Linked DNA regions of Homo sapiens: region 2 is linked to region 1. A link is a loop called in an ENCODE intact Hi-C map of the cell type or tissue named here. Cell type or tissue: ascending aorta. All regions are shown on one strand.

Region 1 (8,000 bases):
CTCATAGGAAAACTATATACATGCGCCCTTCAACGTATTCTAAAGTGAAAGCTTAAAAGCATAAAATGTGTTTTAAAATTATAAGTTAGTTTTAGAAAGGAAAGATTTCTTTCCCTCACCTATTGCTAGCTTCATGGCTGAGGTACCTACAAAAGACAGATTAACAAGAGAAAAGCACATGAATGTATTTAATATAAGTTTTATATGCCACAGGAGGCTTCAGAAAGAAAGACTCAAAGAAAAGGGAAACCTGTGTATTTTTATGCTAAGTTTGATGAGGAAGTGGATAGCCATGAAGTACGACGATTGGGCAAAGGGGGTATGACCTATTGAGAATAAACTGGGAGAACTTAGCAAGAACTGTTTGTTTAGATTCTTTGTGTTTCTGTGTCTTCAGAGGTAAGGATACTCCTTTCCTCGGGGTATAGGGTGGACACTTCTCACATGACAATACTATGATCTGCTTCAGAGGAAAGTCAGAGAATTCTTTTATGACCTGCTTCAAAGGAGAAGAAAGGGAGAAGGTCAGAGTCCTTCCTGCTTTTGTTTTCTCAAATGCCAAGATGCTCTATGTTGAGGCAGCATGTTCTAAACTCCATCATCAGAAACTATACATTAATCGATCAAATCTATGAGACTATATACATGAGGCAAAAAGATAAAAAGCTTAAATACAAGGGAAGAAAATGAGACAAACTCTAGAAAAAAGGATAAAGAAATGAAATATTTATGTCTTAAGTTGCTAAGATCATGAAAAAAATTGAAAACAGAATTGTTATCTATCCATGTAAAAGCAAAAGCTTTATATTTAAGTACTATTTCCATTATTTTACTCTGAAATTATGGCATTTCAATATGGGATTCACTTTATCTTGTTTCCTAAATTATCACCTGTGCCTATTACTTGCACATCACTTAAATAAATTAAAAACTGCAGTATATATCATACACATTCCCGAAATTAAAATTTGTATTTCTTATACAGTTAAAAAAACAAAAGTAATCTAGCTACTACTATGTATTTGTTGTTGTTGTTGTTGTTGTTTTTGAGACAGAGTCTCGCTCTATCGCCCAGGCTGGAGTGCAGTGGCCGGATCTCGGCTCACTGCAAGCTCTGCCTCTCGGGTTCAAGCCATTCTCCTGCCTCAGCCTCCCAAGTAGCTGGGACTACAAGCTCCTGCCACCACGCCCGGCCAATTTTTTGTATTTTTAGAAGAGACAGGGTTTCACCATGTTAGCCAGGATGGTCTCGATCTCCTGACCTTGTGATCTGCCCACCTCGGCCTCCCAAAGTGCTGGAATTACAGGTGTGAGCCACCACGCTCAGCTACCATGTATGTTTTAAAAGACTAAATTCAACTTTCATTTGATTCTCTCTCTCTCTGTTCCTCTTTCTGTCTTTCTGCAGATAAGGTTTAATACTTTAGTATAAAGAAAATAGAACTTCTGTCATGTTGCTTTTGTACTTTGCATACTTTTTTTGCAATTATTATAGTATTGTAGAAGATATACATTATATCCTTGTGAATTCAAATGGCAGAAATATTGACTAAAATGTATATTACTCATATCAATTTTCCATATTCAATTTTATACTAAAATGATACTTTCATTTAATATGTTAATCATAACATAAAAGGCTGCACTTACCACAGAATATAGAAATATGAAGTTTAAATATATATTATATTATAGCCTGCTTTTCCCACAAGGCTAATAGCATGAAATCAATTTTTAATATGGAGGTAGAAATTATAAATTATTTTTAATGAACAAAAGAACAGAATCATTAACTCCCCAGCCATGACTTGATTTGGAAGTTGATTAGGGATCAAGTTATCTTCCTGAAACCTACCCTCCAGTGTAAAATTTCTATATTGAAAAATATGATGAACAACCTATTAAGGTTCTGCTTTTTATGTCTCTAGTACTTTGCTGCAGCTTACAACACACTTTTAAACACATAGGTTTTCTCAACAGTTCTGAGACAGAGAAGACCTTATCTTCTTAAGGTCCACGAAGACCTGGCAAACTAATCTTCAAGATGAATTCAGCCCACAGATCTATTTATCTATTTTGTGAAGCACACAGAGTTTTTCTTAATTCATTGCCAATATTTAAAAGTTTAGCACTTTCACACTATAAAAAAGAACTGGGCCAGGCACGGTGGCTCATGCCTGTAATCCCAGCACTCTGGGAAGCTGAGGTGGGTGGATCACTTGAGGTCGGGATTTCGAGACCAGCCTGGCTAACATGGTGAAACCCCATCTCTACTAAAAATGCAAAAAAGTAGCCAGGCATGGTGGCGCATGCCTATAATACCAGTTACTTGGGAGACTGAGGCAGGAGAATAGCTTGAACCCAGGAGGCGGAGGTTGCAGTGAGCCGAGATCGCACCAGTGCACTCTAGCCTGGGAGAAAGAGTGAGACTCCATCTCAAAAAAAAAAAAAAAAAAAAAAAAACACCACACGAAGAACTGGCTGTCCCAGTGACCCACATTCCCAGTGGCAACAACTGACTTGAGTCAACTTGGGTAGAGGATGCCCCTTTTTGGGAAGACTCTTTCTCTTCAGTTTGCCACAATCCCCACCATTCTCTTATACTCCCTAAAACTGAGATACAAAGTCAGTTGCCACTTACCATGTTTTACTGGGCCTCCCTCCCTTATAACGTGACTGCTTGGCCCGTGAGGTGTATGGGAAAACAGGCCAGGTCCTTCCAGTCACCCCAGGAACAGTGAGGATGCATTACTCATAGATGAGGCTTAGGGTATTTGCTGGAAAAGCATGCATCTGAGTTTGGAGATAACTTGGAAGGTTAAATACGGAAAAGACTTTCAAAGATCATCTCATTCAAACTCTTCATTGTAGAAGAGGAAACTGAGGTCCCAGAGGCTGAGTGACTTGTATCACATCACACAGTGAATTTACAGAAAATCCCAGCTTAAAGCCCAAGTCTCTTAACTGCTGGCTCCTATCACTGTAATAACAGAAATGGGAAAAAGAAACAACTAGAGAGAAAGGAAGGAGAGTGGGGACACAATCTCCCTTCCCCCTCTCCCAGGCTGTGGCAGGCAGCCAACTGGAGCTTTCTGCATATTTAATTTAAATCTTTGTCTGCCCTGGCAAGGACAAAGTACAATCTGTTTTATGTAAAAAGTCTTCCCTGAGGAAAGCCTCGGCCTCCAGCTGCGAAACTGATTGATGTTCTTCAAGTCCCCAGGAAGCTCTGCTGGGATCCGAGGTTGCGGTTTCCAAAAAAAGAGTCTGTGAAAAGGAAGCACTGAAAACAACAACAACAAAATTTCCTTTATTGTGTTTCTCTCAACCTGGGAGAATTAGACTAAAACAAGGAGGGGGGTGTTGGGACATGCAAATACAGACTGTATTTTAAAAGCAGATTTCAGAGTCCCAGATGGGAGGGGTTTGGGATGGCAAGCTGCTGCCAGAGGGAGACTGGAGTCTTGTCTAGAAGCTTTATTTGCATAGCAAGCACTTTGCTTTTACTTAGATTGCCTGTTCCAATCAATAAAGCTACTAAAATGTTCTGAAGATGCTTTATCCACACTTGAGGAAAGACTGAAAGCATCAATATCCAATAGTGTCACTAGTGATGTTTTATTTGGAATGTTTGGGAAATGTTCTAATAGAGATTAAAATCCATCTTATTTTGTGGGTTTCCTGATACTGTATTTTGGAGAACCAGATCTGGGGTGGCATTTCTTGCAAAACCAAAGCCAGTTTTGAAATCCAGTCTCAGAGTCATCTCTGAATGTTTCTGGATTGTTACAGCCAGGGCATCTCCTGCCAGATTTCTGCTCCATCCCATATGACATCTACTTTAACCTGAGGCCTTATGCACAGATAGCAACACTGAAGTGCCCCCAGAAGACCCAAAGAGGGCAAGACCACTACAAAAGTTTTGAGGATGATGGAAGTTTCACCCCGGAGGACTGGTTTTTCCCACTGGTCCCTGGCCCTGCCTGGGGCAGCCCGTGTATCAGGCTGGAAGGAGGGCATGGGTGACAGTGCAAGGTTCTGCCTTCACCTTCTGGCTCAGCAGCCAAACTTCAGTGTGAAGCCAGAACAAAGCTATTGCCAGGTCAGGGCTAAGGAGCTCGAGCCTGTCTTGGGGTGGAGCCAGGACCCAGAAACCACTGCCATGAGCCACCAGCTGGCTCTGATCCCAGGAACATGTGCAGCTGCTGCACAGGCCAGACTAGTCCTGAAGACTGTCACTGTGCCAGCCCCTCCATTAGGCCTCCCGGTCTCTGCTCTCATCAGGCTCACACCCAATGCCCCGTGTGTACTTTGGCATCTGCCTGCCTTTAGATGTCCTGGGATGACTGAATAAACCTTCAGAAAAGCCATGTGACCTGCTGATTCTTATCTTTCTGGACATCACACCTTTGTTCTAAAACTCCTTAGAGGTCAAAGTGTATAGATCCAAATCTCTGAAGTTCCTTGGTATGATGAAAATGAAGGAATAAACAATTTCCCTTAACTCTGTGTGGTCTAATTTAAGGGCCTTTCATTAGTACTCACAGGAAAAACACAGGCACCATGGCAGCGGAAACAGAAATCCCTCCCCACATGCCCTGATGGTGGGGGCAAAACCCATGAATGGCCACATTCACAGCTGTTTCTAGAAGTGCTTCCTGGTATCGTGGGCATTAAGCTTCAGTAATAAAGTTAACAGCAATACAGTCATACTGGAAAAAGGTCAAAAGGAGGAAAACCTTTATTTAAAATATTATGCTGTTCTTTTTACAAACTAGGTCATCTTCTGTATCAGTAGCTATTCCTCAAGGCATTCGGTCCCACTGACCCTTTAAGAACTTATTTTAAAAAATCGGGCTGCTTCTTACCCCAATTTTGTTTCTTCCCAAATGTGTTAGGCACTCTCCAACCTGGATACAAATTCCAGCATTTTGACAAGGTGTACCTAGTCCTCTTCAGATTCTCTTATCACCAGGGAAAGGCCTGTACAACTGCTCAGTAAGCCTTGGCCGTAAGGTATGCTCCCTAATACAGAATAAAGGGCAGGATGCCACAGTGCGGCCAGCAGGCTCAGTCCCATGGAGAGCAGCCCAGTACGGCTTAAGCTGTAAAGACAAGTAAGACAAGGTCTCTGTGCTCAGGAAACTGGTAATCTAGGGGAGGCCGTGGATGTGTTGCTTAACAAGGTGATAAGTGCATGCTAGCAGTGTGAACCAAGTGCCATGGGAACTCTGAGGAAGCAATGATTAATTATGCAGGGTATGGGGATTAAAGATCTGGGAATGTTTTCCAGAGAGAGAAACAGTGGAGCTGAAACAGATGATGAGCAGGCTTTGATCATGACAAAATTTGGGGGACAGAGTGCTCAGCAAGATACATTCCAGGAAGACGCATGGTGCAAAAGTCTTCCAGACACTGAAAGCTTTTGTTACATGAAATGCTTGGAGCACAGCAGGTCATCCAGGACAGTTGGAGTTTACAGTATAAGGTGGAGGGTGACACGGAAAGACCAAATAGTTGGGTTGGGCCAGATGGTGACTCTCGGACAACCAACTCCTTGGACTTTACCCTGAAGGCAGTGGTGAAGCAGATGAAGGATTTTAAGCAACTGGCTGGGTCAAGGGTTTAGTTTGGTGTATGACAAGCAAAGTTGTCTAAAAGGGACTCTGGGAGGTCACTTGGGGTGGCTTGGACAAGCCAAGTGGAACAGGGGCTTCCCCCCTTCTCCCAGTGGGGTGGGCTGCCCTAAATTTAGCTTCCCACAGAACTGGCAGTTTCTTTCCCACCCTACTCATATGAGCTACCACTCTCCACAGTCCTCAAATCTCCAGAACTGGAAAGCTGGCTTTCCCAGACAACTTCTCAGAACATCTAACACATAACTCAGACTGCCTGGTGCCCCAGTACCTATTTCCATCCCCACTGATAAGTTGTTCTGATCCTCTCTCCACATGGAAAGCAATAAGGAGGTAGAGTCCTTCCCCTAAAACATAACTTGCCATATTCTAAAAGATTCATTTTCTTGGATTCATGAAAGGCTGGGAGATTGTAGATGACTCTTTTGCCTGCTGACACTTGCTTTGTATGTTTCTACAATAAAGCCTGTTTCTAAATTCATACCAAGGGGTATTTTGGAACGCCTTCTGATCCTGGTGTTTTCTGACCAGGGTGACTATGAAGGAACCCACATTGTACCAAAGTGGGATGGCCTAGGAATGGAATAAGTCATTTCCCCATTGTTGATTAAGACTCTTTGTGTTGTAACAGAAAATCCAACTAAAACTGGCTTTAAAATTGAAGGGAATTTATTGTTTCACATAATTGTTAGGGTGGGCATAGAGTAGTTAATCCAGTGTTTTAATGATGCTATCAATGGCCCATTTCTCTCTCTCTGTCCTACCTTCACTAGTGTCAGCATTTTTCTTTTTCTTTTTTTTTTTTTTTTTTTTGAGATGGAGTTTCGCTCTTGTTGCCCAGGCTGGAGTGCAATGGCACTATCTCAGCTCACTGCAACCTCCACCTCCTGGATTCAAGTGATTCTCCTGCCTCAGCCTCCCAAGTAGATGGGATTACAGGTGCCCGCCACCACACCCGGCTAATTTTTCTTGTATTTTTAGTAGAGATGGGGTTTCGCCATGTCAGCCAGGCTGTCTCGAACTCCTTACCGCAGGTGATCCGCCTGCTGCAGCCTCCCAATGTGCTGGGATTACAGGCGTGAGCCACGGCGCCCAGCCATGTCAGCTTTTTCCTTTTTTTTTTTTTTTTGAGATGGAGTCTTACTCTGTTGCCCAGGCTATAGTGCAGTGGCATGATCTCGGCTCGCTGCAACCTCCACCTCCTGGGTTCAAGTAATTCTCTGCCTCAGCCTCCCTAGTAGCTGGGATTACAGGCACCCTCCACCACACCTGGCTAATTTTTGTATTTTTAGTAGAGACGGGGTTTCACCATCTTGCCCAGGCTGGTCTTGGACTCCTGACCTCGTGATCCACCGGCCTTGGCCTCCCAAAGTGCTGGGATTACAGGCGTTAAGCCACTGCGCCCAGCCGTGTCAGCCTTTTTTTAAGGCTGACTCTCCCAATGGTTGTAGAAATGCTGACAGTCACAATCAAGTCTCTAATAGTTACATCTGATGGCAAAGAGGGCTTCTAGACCAGCATTCCAGCCAGTGTCCTGAGATTCACCTAAATCGAGTAAGTTTAATTGACATATTTGTTGTTGTTGTTGTTGTTGTTTTGAGACAGGTTCTTACTCTGTCACCCAGGCTGGAGTGCAGTAGTACGATCTCAGCTCACAGTAACCTCCACCTCCCAGACTCAAGCAATCCTCCCACCTCGGCCTCCCAAGTAGCTGGGACCACAGTCACCCGCCACAATGCCTGGCTAATCTTTGTATTTTTTGTAGAGACAAGGTTTCACCATGTTGCCCAGGTTGGTCTCGAACTCCTGAGGTCAAGTGATCTGCCCACCTCGACCTCCCAAAGTTGTGTGATTACAGGTGTAAGCCACCACGCCTGGCCCTTAATTCACACATTTATGCTCACATCAACTCATATATTCATTGAACAAATATTTATGGAATACCTACTACATATTAGCCACTGTTTCAGGTTCTGGGACATTGAAATCACCTTGAATGACTGATTAGCTTAAAGCAATTGGTACCCATCACGAGCGCTAGGAGTGTGTTTAATTTCCCCCAAAGCACATGGACTGTATAGGGATGGAAGTGGATCCTTAGATAAAGACTTCTCTGCTACCAGGAAAGGGGGAGGAGAGAATAGATACTAGTTTGGCATCAAGAACACCTAATACAGGCTTGCTCCTGAAAACGCAGTTCCAGAACCAGCATTGTTGGCATCACCTGGTAATTTACTATAAATACAGAATCTCAGGTAGTGCCCCAAGTCTACTGGATGAGAATCTGCACTTTAACGAGATCCCCCGGTGACCTCTGTAAACATAGAACTTTGAATGCACTCATCTACAGGATAGATGAAAACA
Region 2 (8,000 bases), 600 kb after region 1:
TCAGACATTCCTTGGATATTAGCTGCTCTAATCTCATACTCAATATTGTAATTATTATAATTATCTCTTTACCATCATGATAATCCAGTCTCTCCTTGAACTACTCAAATCAAGGCAGACCAATCTGTGGTAGGATATATTTTAAAATTCTAACATTTGTATATTTGATATTGGATTTTTTTTTTTACTATTAGAAAGTCTTTCATTTGTGTGAATTGTAATCTGTCTTCCCATGACTGCTATGCTCTGAATTTTTTTTTCTTATAAATCACTATAACATATGTGTGTGCAACCAGGCACAATCTGTTCCCTGTATCAAAATGCAAAATGTGCATATCCTTGACTCAGCAATCCCCATTGTAGAAACCTTCTCTACAGAAATACTAGCACAGAGGTAGAAAATAAAGGTATGTGAGGATGTTCATTGGGGTGCCATAATAGTACCCTCCCTAATTTTGGAATAGTTCAAACAAAACTAGCCAGACCATTTGACAGGCCTGCTAGAGAGAGGGATTCCTGCATCAGGTGGAAGCTTGGATTGGTTACCTCAAAAGCCTGTCCGGTTATAAGTCCTTGGTTTGCTCATTTATGGGGAGAGAGTGGAGCAGACTGTCCTGGTCCCACTTTCTGCTTTCTGAGCTTCTCTGCTGAGCAGGAGAAAAAGATGAACCTCCATTATGCAGTAGGAGAGGGAGTCCAGTGCACCTGCCACACATATGATGTTTGCAGACTGCCCAGTGAAGCCACCCAAGAGCATTCTTCTGTAGTCACAAAACCTACAAGGCCTGCCACAGAGACAGTAACAGGGACAACAGCAGGGTTGGGAGTAGCAGGGGCAGCAGCAGGCCCCAGAGTAGTGCTGGGCGCTTGGCTGCATCCAAGTCCACATGTCCAGAACAGATAGCACAGCAATGTCAGGGGCAGCCAGCAAGGGCCCAGGAGGAAAAGGAGCCAGGATGGTCACAGCAGGACCACCAGCGCGTCCTCAGTGGGTGTTAAATTAGCTGTGCGGGTGCTTCATGCATATCCTTGGAGAGCATGTCTAGCATGTGGCCAGGGGCTGCCAAGGGATCCCCAGAAGGCAGAACGAGTGTGGTGACTACAGTAGTAGAGATCACTAGCAGGAGTGTTGTGAAAACAGCAAAAGGGCCAGTAGGGAGATCTCTCCTTTCAATCTTATAGAGTAAAGGCTGCATCTGTAGGTCTGGATCTGAAAATAATAATAATAACAGAATAAAGGCTGCATAAATGAATGGGATGAGAGAGAGTTTCCCAGGTCAGTGCTGAGGTCCAGATGGAAAGATAGGAAGCAAGGGGAAGGTACAGAACATAGAACTCTAAATTAGAGAATCCTCCATTACAGGAGGTTATGTGAAGATAGCAGCAAGACAAATGAAGATAAGTAAATCTGAAAATTATCTTCCTGCCAGTCGTTAGCCATGAGACCATTAGAAATTTTAAAAAGGGCTAAGCATGGTGGCTCACACCTGCAATTCCAGCATTTTGGGAGGCCAAGATGGGAAGACTGCTTGAACCCGGGAGTTTGAGGGTGCGGTGAGCTATAATTGGGCCACTGCACTCCAGCCTGGGTGACAGAGCCAGAAACTGTCTCTAAAAAGTAAATAAATAAATTACAAAAAGAACAAGGGCAGAAGCAGCCCAGGAGGCACCAGCAACAGCTTCTCCACTCACAAGAGCTTCAGGCACCATCCCACCATAAAAGATTCTAGGACATTTCACCATTGGAATTGGGAAGCTGCTCTACAAACTAGTTCAGATTCTGCAAGTAAGATATCCAGCAGGATAGGCTCTTTCTTAAGCTACTGCAAAGCCAACACTACTACAAGACAGAACTGTGGCCCCACTACCTGGTAGAGAGAGGGACATGATGTCTAAGACAATAGAGGGCAGCAACCTGGGGGCTCTCTGGAGACAGCAGAGGGTAGCCAGGGGCTAGAGATCATTGTATCGGGATATGAGAACAGTGAGGTAGATGGTAATCTTTGAAACTGAGCCTGTTAAAGAAGAACTAGAGCAGGAAGCTACCATAGGGATCTGGACTTGGGGGAGTATCTTTTTTTTTTTTTTTGAGACGGAGTCTTGCTCTGTCTCCCAGGCTGGAGTGCAGTGGTGCGATCTCGGCTCACCGCAAGCTCCACCTCCTGGGTTCACGCTATTCTTCTGCCTCAGCCTCCTGAGTAGCTGGGACTACAGGCGCCCTCCACCGCGCTGGGCTAATTTTTTTTTTTTTTTGTATTTTTAGTAGAGACGGGGTTTCACCATGTTATCCAGGATGGTCTCGATCTCTTGACCTCATGATCCACCTGCCTTGGCCTCCCAAAGTGCTGGGATTACAGGCGTGAGCCACCGCACCAGGGCTTTTTTTTTTTGTTTTGTTTTTTTAAAAAGGGTCTCACTCTGTCACCCAGGCTGGAATGCTATGGCACAATGTTGGCTCACTGATAACGCGACCACCTGGGCTCAAGTGATCCTCCCATCTCAGCCTCCAAGTAGCTGGGACTACAGGCTTGTGCTATCATTCCTGGCTAATTTTTGTATCTTTTTTGGTAAAGATGGGTTTTTGCCATGTTGCCTAGGCTGGTCTTGAACTCCTGAGCTCAAGCAATCTGCCCATCTCGGCCTCCCAATGTGCTGGGATTACAGGTATGAGTCACCATGCCTGGCCTGTTTCCCTTTTTATATATGCACAAGAGTGATATAGGGTAAAAATATGCCCAAGTCTGAAGAACCAACCCCTTTCATTATATATAAAATAAAAATACTAAGTGGCAAAAACAAGGGCTTAACTTCAGAGAAAAAAAAAAAAAAAACAGTTTGCCAGCAGAGCCAGCATGTAAGCAATGGCCATCTTTCCTGTACTTAATAGGTGTGAGGGCCCATCATCCTTCTGCGTCATTCCCTGATATGAAAGGATCTGATAAGTCCTTCCCCATTTCCAACTTCATCATGAACAAAAGGGAAGACTGCCTTTAACTTTAAACAGAAACTAACTACAGTATAGTTTAGTTGTTTATTTTTAAGACTGGTGTTGACTAGTAAGCCCCATTTTGCTTCGGGCTGATTCAAGTGTTTTTTGAACAATTAAATTATTCTGTTTCCTGAAACTTTCAAATTATCCCTATTTCCCAATATTAATGGTTTGACTTTGTACTGTATAATACTTTGCACGTTTCCAAGCACTTACATGTACATTCCCTCTTTCAATTCTAACGGGCTCAAATTAGGGACTTGTCCAATGTCATAAAATTAATAAATGGCTGAGCTAGGTCTTGAATCTAGCTCTGTCTGGTTATAAACCCAGTTATTTTTCCACGACAAGCAGCTAAATATCTACCAGAATGACTGGATGTTGGTAATAATAGAAATAGAGGGTAACCCACTGCAATTACATTTGTTATTTTTGGTTTTCCTAGGTTCACAGTCCTGAGTACTAAGAGGTTCAGGCTAAAAAGAGAGTCGCTATTGTTAGTGACTCTATTCTCCTCCAGGGTATTTTCCAAGAACTATTCACAAACTAGACTGGGCAGGAACTGGCCATGTGAGAAGGGGGAGGGTAGCTGTGAGGTCAGCAGGCTCTAACTCCTCGGACTCTGAGCCAACTTGTCCAGTTGCTTCAGCCTGAGCCAGGGTGAACAAAGCCAAGTTAGGCAGGAGTCAGGCATTCTATTCAACCAAGTTCAATAGAGGAGAGTCCAAGGAAAGCAGAATTTCAGGGTAGTTTTTTATTCAGTAAGCTGACATTTGGGAAACGGCAGTCAAATAAATGCAGAAAGGCAATGATTCAATCGACTTTGTACTAAGTTAGTGTTTCTCAAAAAAGGAAGCTGAAGCGAACCCTCCAGAATCCTAATGTCCTTGGACCACTCAGCTTCTGGTGCACCAGTAGTGCTGCCTTTTTTCTATCTATAAAATATAACTTCAGCTGGGTGCTGTGGCTCACACCTGTAATCCCAGCACTTGGGAGGCCAAGGCAGGTGGATCACAAGGTCAAGAGATCAAGACCATCCTGGCCAACATGGTGAAACCCTGTCTCTACTAAAAATACAAAAATTAGCTGGGCGTGATGGCACGTGCCTGTAGTCCCAGCTTCTCAGGAGGCTGAGGCAGGAGAATCGCTTGAACCCGGGTGGCAGAGATTGCAGTGAGCCAAGATAGTGCCACCACACTCCAGCCTGGCGAATTTATATATATATATATATATATATATAACTTACCTGTTGATCTATGCTGGGTTGGACACAAGGGAAATCCCTTTTACCTACATTTTCTTTCCAGGCACTTCAGGACACTAAGACATCCTAATCAAATCCTTTCCATCCACTGTATTCACTACCCCCAATTATACAGACCTCAAACTTCCAGTTCCACCTCTTCCTCTGACCCTTTGACGGAAAATGCTAGTCAATCTGGACTTTATTTCAAATAGAGTGGTCACATACTGGGAAGGGATCAAGGGAATCATGAGATATTAGAAGATGGTAGAGTATCATGGCCTTAAGTAAAGGTCAGTGAGAGGACACTTAGAAATGATCTAAATCATAAGGCATAAATTCAGCAACTGCTCTTAAGTTTTCTTTCCTTTTCTTTTTATTTTTTTGAGACAGAGCCTCTCTCTGTCCCCCTGGCCGGAGTGCAATGGTGTGATCTCGGCCCACTGCAACTTCTGCCTCCCAGGTTCAAGCGATTCTCCTGCCTCAGCCCCCTGAGTAGCTGGGATTACAGGTGCCTGCCACCATGCCCATCTAATTTTTGGATTTTTAGAAGAGGTGGAGTTTCACCATGTTGGCCAGGCTGGTCTCAAACTCCTGACCTCAAGTGATCTGCCTTCCTCGACCTTCCAAAGTGCTGGGATTACAGGTGTGAGCTACCGTGCCAGGCCTCTGCTATTAAATTTTCTAAGAGAAATTTGCCTCCAGCCTCCTTTTAAAAGTATTTTCCACAGTTGCCAAGATTCTTCAATCCACTGTTAATCTATTTTGTTTCTCCTGTGTTCCATGCTGCCTGCTGCTGTCCCTCCTAAATGATACTAGCACAGAAGATATGTGTTTGACATCTTGGGAAGCCATATGAGGGCTTCAGGAAAGGGAAGGGTCAAGCCAAACAGCACAGGAAAAATAAGAATTTTACCATGAATTGAATTTTCTACCTTTCATTTTCACTGTATTCTTTATTTCTGTGGTGGTCTTTTAAAATATTTTCTCCACTCTTCTGTGGAAGGAAGGAAGGAAGAAAAAGAAAATATGACAAATACCTTTTACCTCTACCCTGACATGTTTTCATCATACGCTGTTGACACTCAGTCCAGAAGCAACTACGGGAAGAATGATGCAACCTCAGATGTTAGGACATCAGGACTGTGGCCAAAGAATTTTCACAACATACATGGAGCCTGGCCAGGCTTCAGCTTTGGCTAGACACAGGTTATTCTACACTGAGTTCTCCCTTGTCATTTCTAAAATCTGCAGGGCTCTGACTTTCCCAGCATGATTGCCATATATATCACAGGCTTTTTTTTTTCATTTTTTTCCAGTTCAGGGTTTTGGGGAAGGGAGCAAAGTAATTAGAGAAATGGACCAATTGGAGCCGGGCGCGGTGGCTCATGCCTGTAATCCCAGCACTTTGGGAGGCCAAGGCAGGAGGATCACGAGGTCAGGAGATCGAGACCATCCTGGCTAACACAGTGAAACCCTGTCTCTACTAAAAAAATACAAAAAAAATTAGCCGGGCGTGGTGGCGGGTGCCTGTAGTCCCAGCTACTCAGGAGGCTGAGGCAGAAGAATGGCGTGAACCTGGGAGGCAGAGCTTGCAGTGAGCCGAGATCGTGCCACTGCACTCCAGCTTGGGTGACGGAGCGAGAGAGCGAGACTCTGTCTCAAAAAAAAAAAAAAAAAAAAAAAAAAAAGAAGAGAGAGAAATGGACCAATTGGAAAAGTTTTGGTCACAATATTGAAATAATTTGCAGAAACCTCTAGACTTCTTCCATCATCATGGAGCAAATATTCTTGGCTGGCTTTAACAGGATGTTTACTTTGTAAACGTATAAATAATTAATCCTTTTTTTTTGTTGTTTTTTTGGGACAGAATCTCGCTCTGTCACCCAGGCTGTAGTGCAGTGGCGAGATCTCAGCTCACTGCAACCTCCATCTCCCAGGTTCAAGCGATTCTCCTGCCTCAGCCTCCCTAGTAGCTGGGATTACAGGTGCGTGCCACCATGCCTGGCTAATTTTTGGATTTTTAGTAGAGAAGGGGTTTCACCATGTTGGCCAGGCTGGTCTCAAACTCCTGGCCTCAAGTAATCTGCCTGCCTTGGCCTCCCAAAGTGCTGGGGTTACAGGTGTGAGCCACTGCACCTGGCTTAATCCCTTTTTGGATAGGTGCCTTCTCATTAATGACTTACATTCTTCCCCTTTTCTTATGAACCTTACCGCACAGATTTGAATAAATTATAATCCTTGGTTCATGACCAATTGTCATCAGTGGTTCATGCATGGTACCTTTTGTTTGTAGTTAATTTGATTTACAATGTAATGAATATCCACCACTACTCCAAAACAAAGCTGATGTGAACATTCCTGTACATGTTTTCCTGAGTTCATGTGCATGCATTTAGCTAAACACTTATATAGGCTAGAATTGCTGCATCAAGGATTATGCATATGTTTGGCTTTAGCAGAGATCGCCAAACAGTTTTTCAAAATACACTACCACCAGCAGTGAATTAAAATGCCACTTGCTTTAAAAGGTTGTCAATAGTTTGTATTCTTTGTCTTTTTAATTTTAACAATTTTACTGGATATGAAGATTGTCTTACTCTTTAACCCCTTAAGAGCTGACTTCTGTTCCCATTACTTTATGCAGTTAAACAAGGTGCTTCTGAAGATATCTCTACTAAGCTCTTGATCATCAAGTTTAATGACTTTTCTTCAATTCTTGTCCTTCATCTCACAGTAATATTTAACACCACTTTTTTCTTGAAACTCTATTTTTTTGACTTCTATCATACAGTATTATCTTAGAAGGTACTCATTTATCATTTATCCATAATTTCAAAATCCAATATACCCTGAAAACTAAATTCTTTTTTTTTTTGAGACAGAACCTTGCTCTCAAGGTTTTTGTTTTGTTTTGTTTTGTTTTTGTTTTTTTTTTGAGACAGAACAAAGCTGGAGTGCAGTGGTGCGATCTGGGCTCACTGCAATCTTCACCTCCCAAGTTCAAGCAATTCTCGTGTTTAGCCAACCAAGTAGCTGGGACTAGAGGTCCCTGTGCCACCATGTCCAGCTAACTTTTGTATTTTTAGTACAGACAGGGTTTCACCATGTTGGCCCCGCTGGTCTCAAACTCCTGATCTCAAGTGATAACTTCCTTGGCCTCCCAAAGTGTTGGGATTACAGGTATGAGCCACCGCACCTGGCCTGTTTTTTTTTCTTTTTCTTTTTGTTTTTTTCTATTTTTTTTGAGACAGGGTCTTGCTCTGTTGCCCAGGCTGGTGTACAGTGGCACAATCATGGCTCACTGCAGCCTCCACCTCACAGGCTCAAGTGATCCCCCCACCTCAGTCTCCCGAGTAGCTGGGACTATAGGCATGCACCACCACCCCCAGCTAATTTTTAAACTTTTTATAGAGATAGAGTCTCACTGTGATGCTCAGGCTGGTGAAATTTTTATACACTCATTTAATGGCACACTCATCCTGAACTGTCACAAGACTATTTTTGGTCCTTCTTTAACCCACTTATGAATATTCACATGATTCATTAAAGATTTATCAATGTGTTTGATTGTGAGATACTTTCCCAGTCCCTGTTCTATAATATAGAGTATAGGCACTATATTATCTTTCTAAAATCAGTAAATTCTGAATTCTGAAATATATCTGACTGACTCGGAGTTTTGGGCAAGATTTTGTGGACTGTGGTTGAAAAAGTATAGAGTCCTATGAACCTGGGCATGGATCCCATTTCACTTAATGTCTTGAA

Evidence for each region. Peaks named below come from ENCODE experiments on the same cell type or tissue, not always from the same donor. Only the 100,000 strongest peaks of a DNase experiment are listed, where the experiment ranks them.
Region 2: it touches region 1 in a loop (4-fold over the local background); 2 of 110 quality-filtered maps call a loop at or near these places.

What each region holds. Positions count from the first base shown.
Region 1 is chr10:63,708,666-63,716,665 of GRCh38, reverse strand. No RefSeq gene overlaps it. Among named protein-coding and RNA genes, the nearest start is that of REEP3, 190 kb to the right of the region's middle. RefSeq lists an enhancer at 2,712-3,390. In ascending aorta, no CTCF peak of the experiment used is centred here; DNase peaks (open chromatin) are centred at 2,705, 3,156, 4,245, 4,595 and 1 weaker place; H3K27ac peaks cover 5,103 bases.
Region 2 is chr10:63,111,548-63,119,547 of GRCh38, reverse strand. No RefSeq gene overlaps it. Among named protein-coding and RNA genes, the nearest start is that of NRBF2, 18 kb to the left of the region's middle. In ascending aorta, no CTCF peak of the experiment used is centred here; DNase peaks (open chromatin) are centred at 3,617, 3,924 and 5,407; H3K27ac peaks cover 2,634 bases.